Regions from separate parts of the Homo sapiens genome. Here region 2 is linked to region 1. A link is a contact called in ENCODE Hi-C or POLR2A ChIA-PET data. All regions are on one chromosome and are shown on one strand. Each heading gives the region's core, a stretch centred on a gene start or an enhancer-like site at or near the end of the contact. The rest is flanking DNA. Distances are from core to core; before and after follow the strand shown.

What was found. A loop is a pair of places that touch in the nucleus more often than their neighbours do. ChIA-PET counts read pairs that join two places held with the same protein, here RNA polymerase II (POLR2A). Pooled maps may share reads with other maps.
Region 2: a loop to region 1 is called in a map of posterior cingulate gyrus, with 2.6 times the contacts of the local background. The contact joins two enhancer-like sites. A Hi-C loop is called at or near these places in 18 of 168 maps with a recorded cell type or tissue (B cell, GM12878, MCF 10A and 11 more), 12 of 37 single-sample maps with no recorded cell type and 22 of 50 pooled maps. POLR2A ChIA-PET finds 5 or more read pairs at or near these places in 6 of 52 experiments (AG04449, Caco-2, GM12878 and 3 more).

Annotation. Positions count from the first base shown.
Region 1 is chr20:19,780,846-19,787,924 of GRCh38, forward strand. The region is part of intron 1 of RIN2 (Ras and Rab interactor 2); the gene reads left to right. Among named protein-coding and RNA genes, the nearest start is that of RIN2, 26 kb to the left of the region's middle. Within about 2 kb of position 3,251, at least 26 of the 41 ENCODE cell types and tissues checked have a DNase peak (open chromatin) inside an H3K27ac peak, as active enhancers do; they include dorsolateral prefrontal cortex, heart left ventricle and heart right ventricle, where a contact is called at or near this core.
Region 2 is chr20:19,831,735-19,838,786 of GRCh38, forward strand. All of the region lies in intron 2 of RIN2 (Ras and Rab interactor 2), which reads left to right. Among named protein-coding and RNA genes, the nearest start is that of RIN2, 77 kb to the left of the region's middle. RefSeq lists an enhancer at 6,645-7,052. Within about 2 kb of position 4,262, at least 5 of the 41 ENCODE cell types and tissues checked have a DNase peak (open chromatin) inside an H3K27ac peak, as active enhancers do; they include dorsolateral prefrontal cortex, heart left ventricle and heart right ventricle, where a contact is called at or near this core.

The sequences.
Region 1 (7,079 bases), core at 2,001-4,500:
TAACTGGCATGGGGTGTGCACTCAGCATTTGTGCTGTGGCTTTACATGTAACAAGGTAAATAATAGAGGTCTTGAAGAATAGGAAGGAAGTTCATTTTATTTTAGTTCTCCTAGTAATAGAGAGATGAAAGAGTGGTTGCAGCGAGCCACTAAACCCACAACCACCACATGATCTTGGTTGGGTGGCTCTTCTCCAGGTGATAATGCAGGGATCCAGGCTGTTTTAATCTTGTATCATGTCATCTGGAACATATAGTTTACAAGGCTATTGCAGAAAGGGAGAGAAGGCTGGAGACACGTGACCTCACTTTAAATGCCATGAGTGAGGGTGGCATATGTCACTTCCATCCATATTTTACTGGCCCAAACTCAGTCACATAGACCCTCCCCAATGCAAGAACATCTGGGACATAGAAGACACGTGGATGGATGCTCAGTGGGCAGTGACTACATGTTGTAAGGAGTGTGTAGAATTCGCTTATTATTGCCAAGAAAGAGAACATCGATAATGACTTTGCAATAGGTGACTTTCTGGAGGTTAGGAAATCTCCTTGTATCCTGGCTTTGGGGATCTGTTTAGAAAAGCATGAGTGTTGCATCATTCAGGAAATCTGACATCTGCGTACCCTTTACCAAGTGACACGATTTCTCTGCTCACTGCAACCCCCGTCTTCTGGGTTCAAGTGATTCTCCTGCCTCAGCCTCTGAAATAGCTGGGATTACAGGCACCCACCACCACAGCTGGCTAATTTTTATATTTTTAGTAGAGACGGGGTTTCACCATGTTGGCCAGGCTGGTCTCAAACTCTGGACCTCAAGTGATCCACCTGCCTTGGCTTCCCAAAGTGGTGAGATTGAAGGCCTGAGCCACAGCGCAAGGCCTATTTAGCAAGCTTTTTATGAGTGAGGCAAAGAGCTATGAAGGAAGATTATACACTTTTTTTTTTTTTTTCAAGAAAAGTATTTCCAGGTATCCATCTGTGGCCAATCTTCATTAACCCAGTGCTTGCAATTACTGTGCCCCCTACAGCTAGGAATACGAAACCTAAAACATATGTACTGAAGGTTATTGATGACCATGCATCGTCAAAGAATGGTTCCATTTCCCATGGTAGGTTACTAAGGTAGTGTAATTTGGCTTTACATTTTAAGTTAAGCGCTAATTGAAAAATCTGTTTTATTGTTTGAGGTGTTAATGACAAGACAGTTAACCCTTCCTTATCTGGGCTTGCACATGACCAGGGTCCACAGGCCCGTATCAGACAAAGATGAATGGAGAATTATTCATGAAATATCCAATGGATTGACCACACTAGATTGGTCTGTCTTTCCCACTAAAACTCTTGAAGGAAAGGTCCAGATCAAGCCTATATGTTCCTTGCCATATGCGTAGCACCTAAGCCAATGTCAGGCATGAGATACGTATTTTAAAATGTTAGCCAGCCGTGGTGGCTCACGCCTGTAATCCCGGCACTTTGGGAGGCTGAGGTGGGTGGATCACATGAGGCCAGGAGTTTGAGATTAGCCTGGCCAACATGGTGAAACCCCGCTTCTACTAAAATTACAAAAATTATCCAGGCGTGGTGATGCACGCCTGTAGTCCCAGCTACTTGGGTGGCTGAGGCACAAGAATCACTTGAACCTGGGAGGTGGAGCTTGCAGTGAGTTGAGATGGACTCCAGCCTGGGCGACAGAGCGAGACTCTGTCTTAAAAAAAAAAAAAAAAAGATAACTATTAAAATGTTATTATTGAATAACAAAGTTTAAAAATAACGGCTGATTTAATTAACTGATGTCCCCAAGAATTGGAAAAAGCCTGATTCTACCTGTAAATGTGCATCTTCTCTTGTGTTCTAAATGCCTCCCTTCCTCCTACTTGGCATGAACCAAACTCATCAGCTTCATGTGCTAGTCTGGCCTCTTCTAAAGCATCACTCAAGTTGATCTGTCCCTTGTCTTAATTATTAAGGTATTTCCTACCTGGTACAGAGATGTATTGACTTCATGGCCATTCAACAGGTGTTTGACGGTTTGACTGCATCCCCTGCCTACCTGTATGCTGGCTGTCCAGCTCAGGCCTGCAACAGGAGGAGCCTAGAATGCCTAGCAGCTTTGGACAGTGAGTGTCTGAAGACAAGCTTAAACCATTTCCATCTCTCTTAATATGTGACCCCACCCAGGAATTCAAAGCAGCGGCCGCCTATGGTCAGTGGTGGGTTCTCTTGAGTGCCCCACGTTGGTGGTGGGTGGGAGTCTATAAATCCCAGCTCTCGCTCATCCTGGTGGTAGTGTGTTGCTGTATCAGATCATAACACAACAAATATTTGTTATATTAGAGTTGTAACTGGAAAAACTTTCTGTGTTTAACAGGGTTTATATTCATACGGTTTTCTCAAACTAAATTCCTGCTCATTTATTAATCCCACAAACATCAGCAGAGAAGTTACTGTGTGCACAGGCCTTTGTCATGGACTGTAGATGGCCTTCCCCATCACTGCCCCTTTGAGTCTCAGCCATGCCACACCAGGGTTCTCTGCAAACTCTCATCAGGGCCTTCTCCTGAGCTTCCCTAGACCCCCAGGTTTTTGGGCGTCCCCTCTCATTCCTGCCCTGTTTGGATGGGGACCCAGCTGGGGCTGTCTCTGACCTGGGTGATTCCTGTCCAGGCAAAGGCTCTGGGTGGCTGGAGGTGAGGCCCTGAGCTGGGGAGCTGTCTGGATCTGAATTCCTCCCGAAGCCGGCTCTGAACAAGGATTTGATTAGAATGCAAGTAGTTGATGGGGAAGGCGGTCCCAGGAAACCCCTAGGAAAGTGGGGAGGTGAGGCAAGGGAGGGAGGCAACAATATGGAGTGTATTATCAATAATTTACCCCATGGACAGCTAGAGCTTACCCCTGCCGGGAAGCTGACTATCCCACGAGGGGTGGAGGTGTGGGAGGTGCAGGGCAGGTGTTCACACTCGCTCTCATCAGTTGTAGATTGAGGGCTACTGGGGTCTGGGAACTGATTCCCAGCATTTCAGGCCTCTCCCTGGGAAAAGCTCATTCCAAGAGCCAGAGGAACCCTCAGGCAAGGAGACGGGGATGCTGGCTGTGTGGAGTCCAGCAGGCTGTCGTGGAAGAGGGGACACGAGCAGCACCTGCAGTGTCTACTCCAGGGCCGAGGCCAGGTTAGCACAGTGAGACACTGACGGACACAGTGTGTCAGAGCAGGGCTGGCACGTGGCACCGGATGGCGCTGCTTGAAATTGGCCAATTGCCTGCTACCCCAAGGCAACTGGAAAATCACATGCGGCTTTGCCAGCAACTCCTGCAACCTGTAGTTTTATTCAGGACAGCAGATGCTATCAAGGGTGCTGTGCCCTTTGCTGATGCAGTTGATGTAGGAAGTTTGCTTGTTTTGGTGATGGCTGATGATATCTAAGAATTGTAGCTTCAAGTATGCTATAGTGGTCAGAAAGGAATTTAAACAATTATGTGTGTGTGTGTGTATGTGTGTGTGTATGCATTTAGTTATTACAAAGGGTTCCTTGTTTAAAAAGCTATATATACTGTTGCACTAAGAAATGCTTGTATTGTGAAGAGCAAATAGATTTGGGTAAATGGATGTTTTAGCACAGTAAATGGCATTATTATTTAAACACATAGGGAACTCTGAATTTCAGTAGAATAATGGTGGTTGCCTGCATCCAAATCTCTTACCATAACTTAAAAAAATTTACCCAAATCAACAAATAGAGCAAATAAAACCATTGTTTACACAAGCCCTCAGGATTACTAAGAGACAAAATTCTACAGACTTCAAATTTCCTGTAAGTAGTGAGAGAAGTATCCAGGTCCAGCCAGGCAGGCTCCGGAGCCCGCCCCTGTCTAGAGCATTGGGCGGGGACCACAGAGGACAAGTGGAGAAGGGCAGGAGTGTGCATAGCCCGGGGTGATGCAGCCCAGATCACATTACCCCTGGAAGGACAGGCCCCATCCTGAGTGGGAATACCAGACAGTGTGAGACTGGAGGCTACAGCCGTAGGAAAGGCGAGGTTACTGGGAGAGAGGAGGGAAACTAGGAAGGGCACTGCCCCTTGGAGACTTGGTGATATCCAGAAAGAAGGCAAAAAGAATAAAATAAAGGGTCCTTCAGAGATCAAAGAAAACCGCAAAATCAGACATGCTTCCCCTCTTCCAGAGTAAGCACAATAAAGAAATTACACTTCACTCTATCAACGGTAGAGGGCGCATCTGAATCAAGAAACCTGGCTAACCACCCACACGCTGTCCCCTGCCTACATCAACTCTCACTCACGATCCAGTAAAGAAAATAGATGACAAAAGGAGCAGAAAGTGGCAGACAACGTGCAAGCAAAGCTGCAATCAGAAGAAACGAGTTTGTGAATCTAAGCATTTCAGCTAGTCAATGTTCTCACCCCTCTACATACACACACACACACACACACACACACCAGAGCAAAAGAAAACTAATGACATTCCACCACTAATTAAATGTCCTAACATAAGAACTTTCATATGCTAAAAAACCCAACCTTTAATAAAAAAATCAGAACTAAAATGGGCAAAACCCAGGATGAAGTGAAATGAGAGTTGACTGAACTCCGGAGAGGAAATGGGGAAATTCAGTTTGCAGATGCTTTTGTGCTGCCAGGCAGGACATCCTTTCAGTGGACAGTAGATGGACAAGAACTGTTGCCTTTTCCCATCCACAGGCCTATGTTTTCTAAACCCCAGCCCAAGGCAAGCATTTCTTATCCATAAGCGTACTGGCTATTTCAGTGGGGAACATTGTGCAAGGCCAATGTTGGCTATCATTTTTACTTGCCAAGTTCTCTATTATATGAGACTAGGAAATACCCAAATACTTTCCCAGGGAAGATCAAGTTGAGTGGATTAAACTTTCCAAGGAGAGCTTCATTCTCCTTGGTAATATGTCAAACTTTCAGAGATAAACTTTTCAGAGATGTTTTCAAATTGTAATGAATGACTACCATAAATGATGCCGTATTTTATACTTTAAAAAGTAATTTTCATACATTATATTCATCATTAAAGTTGTATATATGTCAAAGTAACACATGTGATAGTTTCTTCCCTGCCTCTGTGTGACCACAAGCAGCTTAGAAATGCTTCGCCTTGGTTTATACATGTGAAAAATGAGAATGGGAATGGCTTCCCCCTCTGTGAGATTTCCAGTGCATTGCTAACTTCAGTCTGTGGGACAGATTGTATTTTTCTAAACATAGCCACAATGTCATCACCCATCCCACACCTTCTCCTAGGCACCTCCTTATCAAGAGGTAAAGTTGAATGCCTGTCTCTTGAGTCTGAGTGGGTTTGTGTCTCACTTGTACCCAATAGAATGCAGCAGAAATAATACTGCATTACTTCTGAGGATAATTTGGAAAGAAAAAGATAGTGCAATTTCCACCTTGCTGTCTGGTACATTCTTGCTGGAGTGCTGAGCTGCCATGCAAGCAGTTAGACTGTTCTGAGGCTACCATGCTATGAGGAAACCCAAACTAGCCCCGGGCAAACAGATCACATGACAAAGCCCTGAAGCTACATGAAGAAAGAGAGAGATACCGTAGCAGTCTCCAGCTGTTCCAGCCATACCTTCCCGTTCCCCACCCCCACACACTCTGCCTTTTGTTCCAGTTCCAGTTACCATCTGGCTGCAACCACATTTGAGACTCTGAGCCAGAACAACCCAGCCAAGCCCTTCCTGAATTCCAGACACTCAGAAACCATGGCAATAATAAAATGATTATTGTTTTAAGCCACTGAGTCTTGCGGTGACTAGTTATATAGCAATAGATAATGAGGATGCATGAAGCGTGAAGATGCATGAAGCCATCATTTCTAGGGAAAGTGTAGTGACTATGCCTAATACCTTTTGCGGTAGTGCTGTTTTGGATAATTTTTATAGCGGAAGTTGATAGGACAGAACATGTCTCTTTGGGGAAGAATTATATTCCTCTCTAGATTTAGCTTACATGCTAACCTTTCCAGTGGAAAAGAATTGAGTTATTTTCCAGTGATTTTCTGTTTTTGTACTTGCAAAGCTTTATGTATCTATTGCTTTTGGTGAAAGTAAATGATAGGATAGGTTACTGGAGAGCTATTTATTTTGTTTCTGGATGGGATAAAGCTAAAAGGACATAGGGACTAAAAATGTGGCTGCTGGTCTCAAGGATTTCTAATGAAACCCAACATTGGGTAGCTCTCAAGTTAATTCTATGGTGAGCAAACATATTTAACATTCTAGGCCATAATAAAGACAAATGACTGTCTGGGCACAGTGGCTCATACCTGTAATCCCAGCACTTTGGGAGGCCGAGGCAGGCAGATCACAAGGTCAGGAGTTCGAGACCAGCCTGGCCAACATGGTGACACTCCATCTCTACTAAAAAAATACAAAAATTAGCTGGGCATGGTGGCGTGCAGCTGTAATCCTAGCTACTTGGGAAGCTGAGGCAGGAGAATTGCTTGAACCCAGGAGGCAGAGGTTGCAGTGAGCTGAGATCGCACCAGTGCACTCCTGCCTGGGCGACAGAGCAAGACTCCATCTTAAAAAAAAAAAAAAAAAAAAAAAAGAGAGAGAGAGAGAGAAATGACCTCAAATGCGGGGCTAGAGGGAGAAGATTTTATTCCTGATGGCAAAAGTGTAGTGATTAATGTCATGGAGTCAGATGGTTTGAATCCTGGCTCCCTCACTTACTGGCTGTGTGACCACAGGCAAGTAAATTTATCTCTCATGCCTTTGTTGCCTCATCTGTTGTTATGAAGGTTATGGCAAGGATTGGATGAAATAATAGACATAAATGGCTTAATACAATGTCAAGCATATACTGAGTGCTCAATAAGTGGTAGCTAGTGCTATCATTATGTTATGCTTTCTGGATTTTGTATTTTAAGCTCCAGGTCCAGAGACATAGATCTAGTAAGGGGAGGATAGACAGTTCAGGTATTAAACTGCTTGACTCAAGCATGTGCTTACTGGCAACCATGTTACTACCCTATGCATTACACAAGACAATCTCAGATCTACTCCATCTATCCCAGGTGATGGTC
Region 2 (7,052 bases), core at 3,012-5,511, 52 kb after region 1:
GTTCCAGGGAGGACAAAGAAATATAAGAGCTATATTCTGCAAGTTTATTGTAGTAGATACAATAAATACATATGGAAAGTTAAATAGTAATAGTTCATATCACCCTAGACATAGACTTTTAAAATACATGGATTCTCCTTCTTATAGGAGATAGCTACAAAGCAAAACACAAACAAAAACAAATGCATGTATTGGTTCTACCATACAGATAATGTTTCTAGCAATGAATAATAACAATTATAATAATAATGATAGCAGATCTTACACAGTGTTCGCCATGTACCTGGCAGTGTTCCAAGGGCTTCACCTATTTCAATGCATTTCATCCGTACACTGTGTGGTGGTGAGAATGTATCTGCAGATTTGCAACTAAAGGGGACGTGACTGGCCGAGGGCACCACCTGCTGTGCTCTCTAATCCATCACTAAATTTCTAAGCCAGTGGCTGAGCCCAGTGGGGATACTAAGGCAAGCACATTCCCAAGGACGCAGGCGGCCTCTGATAGTCATCGCTGGCTCTGTGACTCCCAGATGGCCTTGCCAACCTTTCTAAGCCAGCATGGTGATCTAGGATGCTGTCCCCAACCTTCCTTCCTCCCCACTCTCCTTTACAGAGACAAGACCTGTGTGGCATCCCGATGGCTCTCCCCACCTCCCTAGACTGCCTCCCTCTTGCTCCCCACTGTCCCTCCCAGGGCTAATTTTTGGAAATAGTAAAAAAGACTCACCCTCAAGCACGCCTTTCAAAGGCAAACCAACCACTCTGTAGCCCACATCCCAGCCACCTCTTTCATGTGCTCCCACCCTCCGGGCCATGACCCACCAGCCCTGATCACCCCGGGGCCAGGTACCAGACAACCAGGGACAGCCCCTTCCTTAGTCCCTCAGTGCCCCAGACTGGGTAACTTAGAAACAATAGGCATTTATTCTTAACAGTTCTGGAGTCTAGGAAGTCCAAGAAGAAGACACCAGCAGGTTCAGTGTCTGGTGAGGGCTGCTCTCTGCTTCCAGGTGTTGCTGCATCTTCTGGAGGGGACGAATGCTCTGTCCTCATGCAGCAGAAGGGACAGAAAGGGCCAACTCACCTCCTCAAGCCCTTTGGTAAGACCCTAATCTATTCATAAGGGCAGGTCCCTCATGGCCTTCTCCCCTCCTAAGGGCCCCACCTCTTAACACTGTTGCACTGAGGATTAAGTTTTAACATGAATTTTGAAGGAGGCACAGACATTCAAACCACAGCAGCCCCTATGCTCCAGAGCCTAATGAAATTATTCAAACCACCCACTCCTAAGCCGGATTACCCTGCCCTACATGTTCCTCCCCACGGAAACCACAGTGAAAGCTCCCGCCCACAGTTTTCCCCTCACCTTCTGCCTCTAACAGACCTTGGTGCTTCCCTGTGTGGCCCCTGACAACGTGGCAAGCCCTCCTCTTGGGATCTGTGAGTAACAAACCGTCTTTTCAATGATAGTCATCTCCTGATATGCTGGTCTTGCCAAAACAAAATCATAATAAAACCTATATCTATATATAGATAGATAGATATAGGTTATATATATATATTTTAACTTTAAGTTCCAGGATGCACGTGCAGAACATGCAGGTTTGTTACGTAGGTATACGTGTGCCATGGTGGTTTGCTGAACGTATTGACTCATCCTTTATGTTTCCTCCCCTCACTCCCGACTCCCCAACAGGACCCGGTATGTGTTGTTCCCCTTCCCGTGTCCACATAAAACCTATATTTTTTAAAAGCCAGTTAAGTACAAATGTCCCTTGGTGTTCAGCTTTTCTGAGTTACTGTTTACAACGTGTTGAGCTCTTAAAATAGCAAGAATGCCAAGAATATTTTGCTCTCAATTACTTGGTTTTATGGTCTTACATGCACAAGGAAGAGAACAGAAGGTATCTCTATATGAGTAGTGAGTGTAGCAGTGCGCTTGGGGCCCCACCAGATCTTCAAGCCTGGGCTGGTGCCCCACCGTGTTAGGAGTGGTGGCTGCTAACTGGCCTCCCTCCCCAGGAGATTCTCCCCTATGAGATGCAAGGCAGCCCACAGCCCGTGGCTGACTAGCACAGGGGTGCAAAAGTGCAGTCCCCTCGCCCCAGTGCAGGACCAAATCTGTGTTCAAACCCCAGAGCTCCCTGCAGGCTTAGGCTGAGGTTGGCATCCTGCTGAGGTCCCATTCCCCTGCCCCCTCCTGCTTGTCCCCGTCCCCTTCTCCTGAGAGCTTTCCTCCACCACATCGCCTGCACAAGGATCCCCTGTGAGTGAGACCCCCAGTGGCCTGGTAACCCACAACTAAGCATCACATGAAATGTGGAGGGACCTTGTGCTGGGTGCAAGGTTTTCCCCTAGTGTGTGTAATGGTTATGGATCATTTAGTGACTCCTGCTAATCTCCTTAGTACAGACTGTCAGAGCCTAGTTAATGGATCAGCCCATAGGCAGCTCCCTAAATATTCCACCTATAAAGAACATGAAATAAACCACTGGCATGAGCAGCAGATTACCTACGAGCAAATTCACATCCCCTCATTCAGCTTTTTGCTTAAGTGGGAAGATGCAACTGGGACCCATTTTTGCCAAAGTGGAAGCTGCCTATGGGTGACAATAGCAGGGAGAAGGGATAGCCCATGTTTATGGGGCACTTGCTTGGTGCCAGGTACCCTGCTAAGCACAGGAAGGACAAATGGCCTAACCCAAATCGCACAGCTAGTAAGCAGCAGCATTCAGCCCCACAGCTGCAACCTCCCACCCAGTGCGACGCTCTGGTTCCCTGACAGGCTCCTCCTCCTGCCCTCCCACCCCCTTAAAAGTGGAGGAGCAAATCAAGAATACTGGTGTGAAGGGAGGCACCTCATGGCTGGCCCTGTTGGCTGTATTTAGTCTTCAGATTTCATAAATATGCAAACTAGGAAAATAGAATGATCTTCGGTCTTTTTAGTTTTTTCTTTTGTTTTTGTATTATTCTTATCTTTTGTGGTAACATGTAGACCTGACATCCCAATCTTCTGTCTTTTAAGTTGTATAATAAATAATGTTCATCATTCTCTTTAAAACTTGACTCTAGGCCAGGCACAGTGGCTCACACCTGCAATCCCAGCACTTTGAGAGACTGAGGCAAGAGAATCCAGGAGGTCAAGGCTGCAATAAGCCAAGAGCAAGCCACTGCGCTCCAGCCAGGGCAACAGAGCAGGACCCTGTGAAGAAAAGAGAGAGAGAGAGAGAGAGAAAGAAAGAAAGGAAGGAAAGAGAGAAAGAGAGAGAGAGAAAGAAAAAGAGAGAGAGAAAAAAGAGAAAGAGAAAGAAAAAGACAGAAAGAAAGAGAAAAAGAGAAAGAGAAAGAAAGAGAAAAAGAAAGAAGAAAGAAAGAAAGAGGGAGGAAGGAAGAAAGGAAGGAAGGGAGGGAGGAAGGAAGGAAGGAATGAAGGGAAGAAGGAAGGGAGGGATTTCCTAGACTAACTCCCACATTGCATCTATCATTTTCTTCATGTCTGCACTAGTAATTGTGTAAATTATAGCACATTGTTTTGTTTATATACATATACATATGTGGGTGTGTGGTGGTGGTGAATGTGTGTATCTATAGGTATGTGTGTGGAATGTATATAAATCTTCTTTATTGTTTGAAGTGCTCATGTGTAAATGTTTTTGCCTTCAACTTCATTAAAATTTTTTGAGGGCAGAATATTTTAAAGTCTTCAATAACAATCATTATATTACTTTAAACGAGATCAGATAAAAAAGGACATAAATAAAGTCTACTGAGTTATAAAAGGAGTAAACCGAATTTCACATCATTTACATGAGGCAATTAAAAGATCAGCATTTAAAAAGCTATACTCTAAGGTAAATAAATCAGTACCTGAAGGCAAATGGTAAGGAAATATTTAGTTAACAGAAAGAAGTCAGTTTATCTCAAAAGCCGTCTTCCCTGAAATTCGGGCCTGCATTGCTTTGCTTAAGTAACAGCAAATATGAATGGGAAGTTGAGTGGATGCTCAGAATTATTTAAATTTTTTCAAGCTTTTTTCAAGCACTCCGTTTAGTGAACCAGGCTGAGTAGGAAAATCTCTCCTCTCCATGAACTTGTTTAATTGCAGAAAAGCTACAGAAGGAAAGGTTCCTGGCCAGAAGGAGAGAGTGCATCTTGCTCCTCTAAGGATGACAGTCGATGAGGGAATCCAGGGTCCTTGCCTGTCACACATTCCTCTGAGCTCTGGGCACTGTGCTAGGACCGGGACTGGCTGCCTTTGTTCCTTTGGGGCATGGCCAGGCCATCTGGTATTCCGGGCTACCAGATAAGTCGCCCTGTTCTGCATCCCAGAGGGAGAGTTGAGCTCTGCACCAAGCACTTAGGGACAGAGCAGTGGTCTGAGCTCAGCCACTTTTGTTCCCACGACTGGTATCATCTGGTGACATCAGATGCTGCACAATCCATGTCGACTGCAGACCACTAGGCAAAATGGGTTACAGAATTAATGCACTGAGTGCTCCAGCGATTATAACACTGAACATAAGAGATCCCCATTTCTTCCAGGTAAATTCTTGTTTCAATTAACTAAAATTTGAGTGAATTCATAAGTGACTAGTTCCTCATGACGCCATCGCACCAAAACTAAATTAAAGGATTAATCCTCAATTTCCACATTAGTAACTTAAATATTAGAGCATGAAAAGATTTGTAATTCTCATTACAGATCACTGGCTCCTTCTTCAGAAAAATTGGACTAATTAGATCTAACTTAATTCCTCACAGTTATGTCCCTACTTTAATTGGAATTACATTAAATATTGATAGTAAATTAAAGAATATTTTCATGGATAGAATTTCTAATCTACCAATTAGGAGACCATGAGCTCTCTCTCTCTCTCTCTCCATTTATCTAAATCTTTCTTCATTTCTCCTATTAGGGTTATATAATTTTGAACGGCTCTTATGTTTATTGAATTATGTAATTCTCATCTATTTAATTTTTGTAGCTGTTATGATAGAGGAAGATAATGAGTTTCTGTTCCATTACTAACATTAAATAATGCTGTTGATTTTTACGTTTATAGGTAACATCCTATAATCTTGCTGAACTTAACTATTTTCTTAAATAAATTTTTGTTGATTTTTGCCAAATTCAAGGTATATAATCACATTATTATAAAAAGCAACAAAAATGCATCAGAGTCTTAGTGACAAGTATTAATTTTAGAGGAATGGGAAGATATTGAAAGAGCCTCATCCTGGCCACTGCGCCATTGTATTAACTACCATTTATTGTATATCATGTGCAGACACCTCCCCTAAAGCTTTATCTATATAATTTCCATACAACACTGCTGTAAGATGGGTACTGTAATGATCCCCATTTTGCAGATATGTGTGGAAACTAAGCCTCAGAGAGATTAAGTAACACTGAACATCACACACCGCCCCCCCCAACACACACACACACACACACACACACACACACACACACACACAGAGTGAATTACACAGCTTGGGTTTTAACCCAGCTCAGTGTGAGCCCAGAATCTGTTCATGTAATAGCAGCAAAAAGGAAATAATATACTTGAGAATTAACTCAATACACATGAACTATTCAAAGAAAATTAAAATACCTCCAGGGAAAATAAAGGCTCTGAGAAATCCACAGGGAAGCATTATCTCTTTCTTAATCTTCACTAATTTCACAAATGAGAAATAGTCTCTTGTTGTCAGTTTAATTTGCGTTTTTGTTACTAGGAAGTTTCAACATTTTCAAATTAATCACATGTCTTTTCTATCCTGTGTTTTTTCTATTCAAAATTTCTAATTTCACCATTGGGATACTAGAGTTTTTATTGCTGTATTTAAATTCATTATAAGTTAAGTATATTATCTTTTATAAATTCTTAGCAAATGATAAGCCAAGCTTTTGCTTTGCTTTTTAATTGTTTATTATATATGCTGATATACAGATAACTATTTTTAATATAATTAAATTTGTCAACCTTTTTCTCCTTGATTCTTTCTTTTTTCTCTTTCTTTTTTCTTTCCTTTCTTCCTTTCCCTCTCTTTTTCTTTCTCCATCCTTCTTTCCTTTCTTTCTTCCCCTCCCCTGTCTCCTTTCCTTTCCTTTCTTGTGGGAGTGAATGTTGAGAATTATCTTCTCAATCCAGAGATAAGACAGACATACGCCTATATTTTCATCTGGTTTCACTATTTATTGACTTAACTATAATATATCTGAAACATATTTTGAGTGGAGGGGACAAGAAAAAGAAAGTAATTTATTCAGCTGGCTAAAACAGTCACTTCACAAAAATCAGAGGGTTTTTTAATTAAAAAATTATCCTCAGATTTTAGTTAAAAAACAAAAACATATCTTCTCTCATTGGAAGGCTATTTCCATCTTCTTTTAACATGAAGTAACTTTTGCTAGTTACATTCTGACTTCTTTTTAAACAGATTCTGCAATAAGTAAGTCTAAGATCAGTCATACTACATTGCATAGGATATTGTGAACTAAGCTTGCATTTGTTTTGTGTCTTGAGGAAGAGAGATATGGCCTGGTTAATTAATTAATTTACCCAATCAAGTTTAAGAGTGATGTTAATTTTAATAAGACTGTTACTTTTTGTACTTTCTAAAAATTAAAGTATGATCTACGTACTATAAGGTTCATACATATTCAAGGTTCATCCATGTTGTAACCCATATCAGTAATTCAGTCCTTTTTATAACTACATATATATTTCATTGTATGGACATACCCTATTCTGTTTGTCCATTCATTAATTTATAGACATTTGGATTGGGTCCACTTTTTGGCTATTATGAATAATGCTGTGTGACCCTGGGAGGATCGTGTGTGGCTGTAGCCACTCCCTTTATCACTGGGATTCATGCTGGGGGCTGGAGCTGGCTGCTTCCAGTCAGGTCTCTTTCCCGCATGGCTACAGGAAATCATACTCCCAACTGTGGTGAAATCTAAACCAATGGCCTGGATGAGTCTTTTGCAGACAGGTTTGGCACTGTTTGGATAGCTTGGCAAGTCTCTGCACACCTGCACTCCG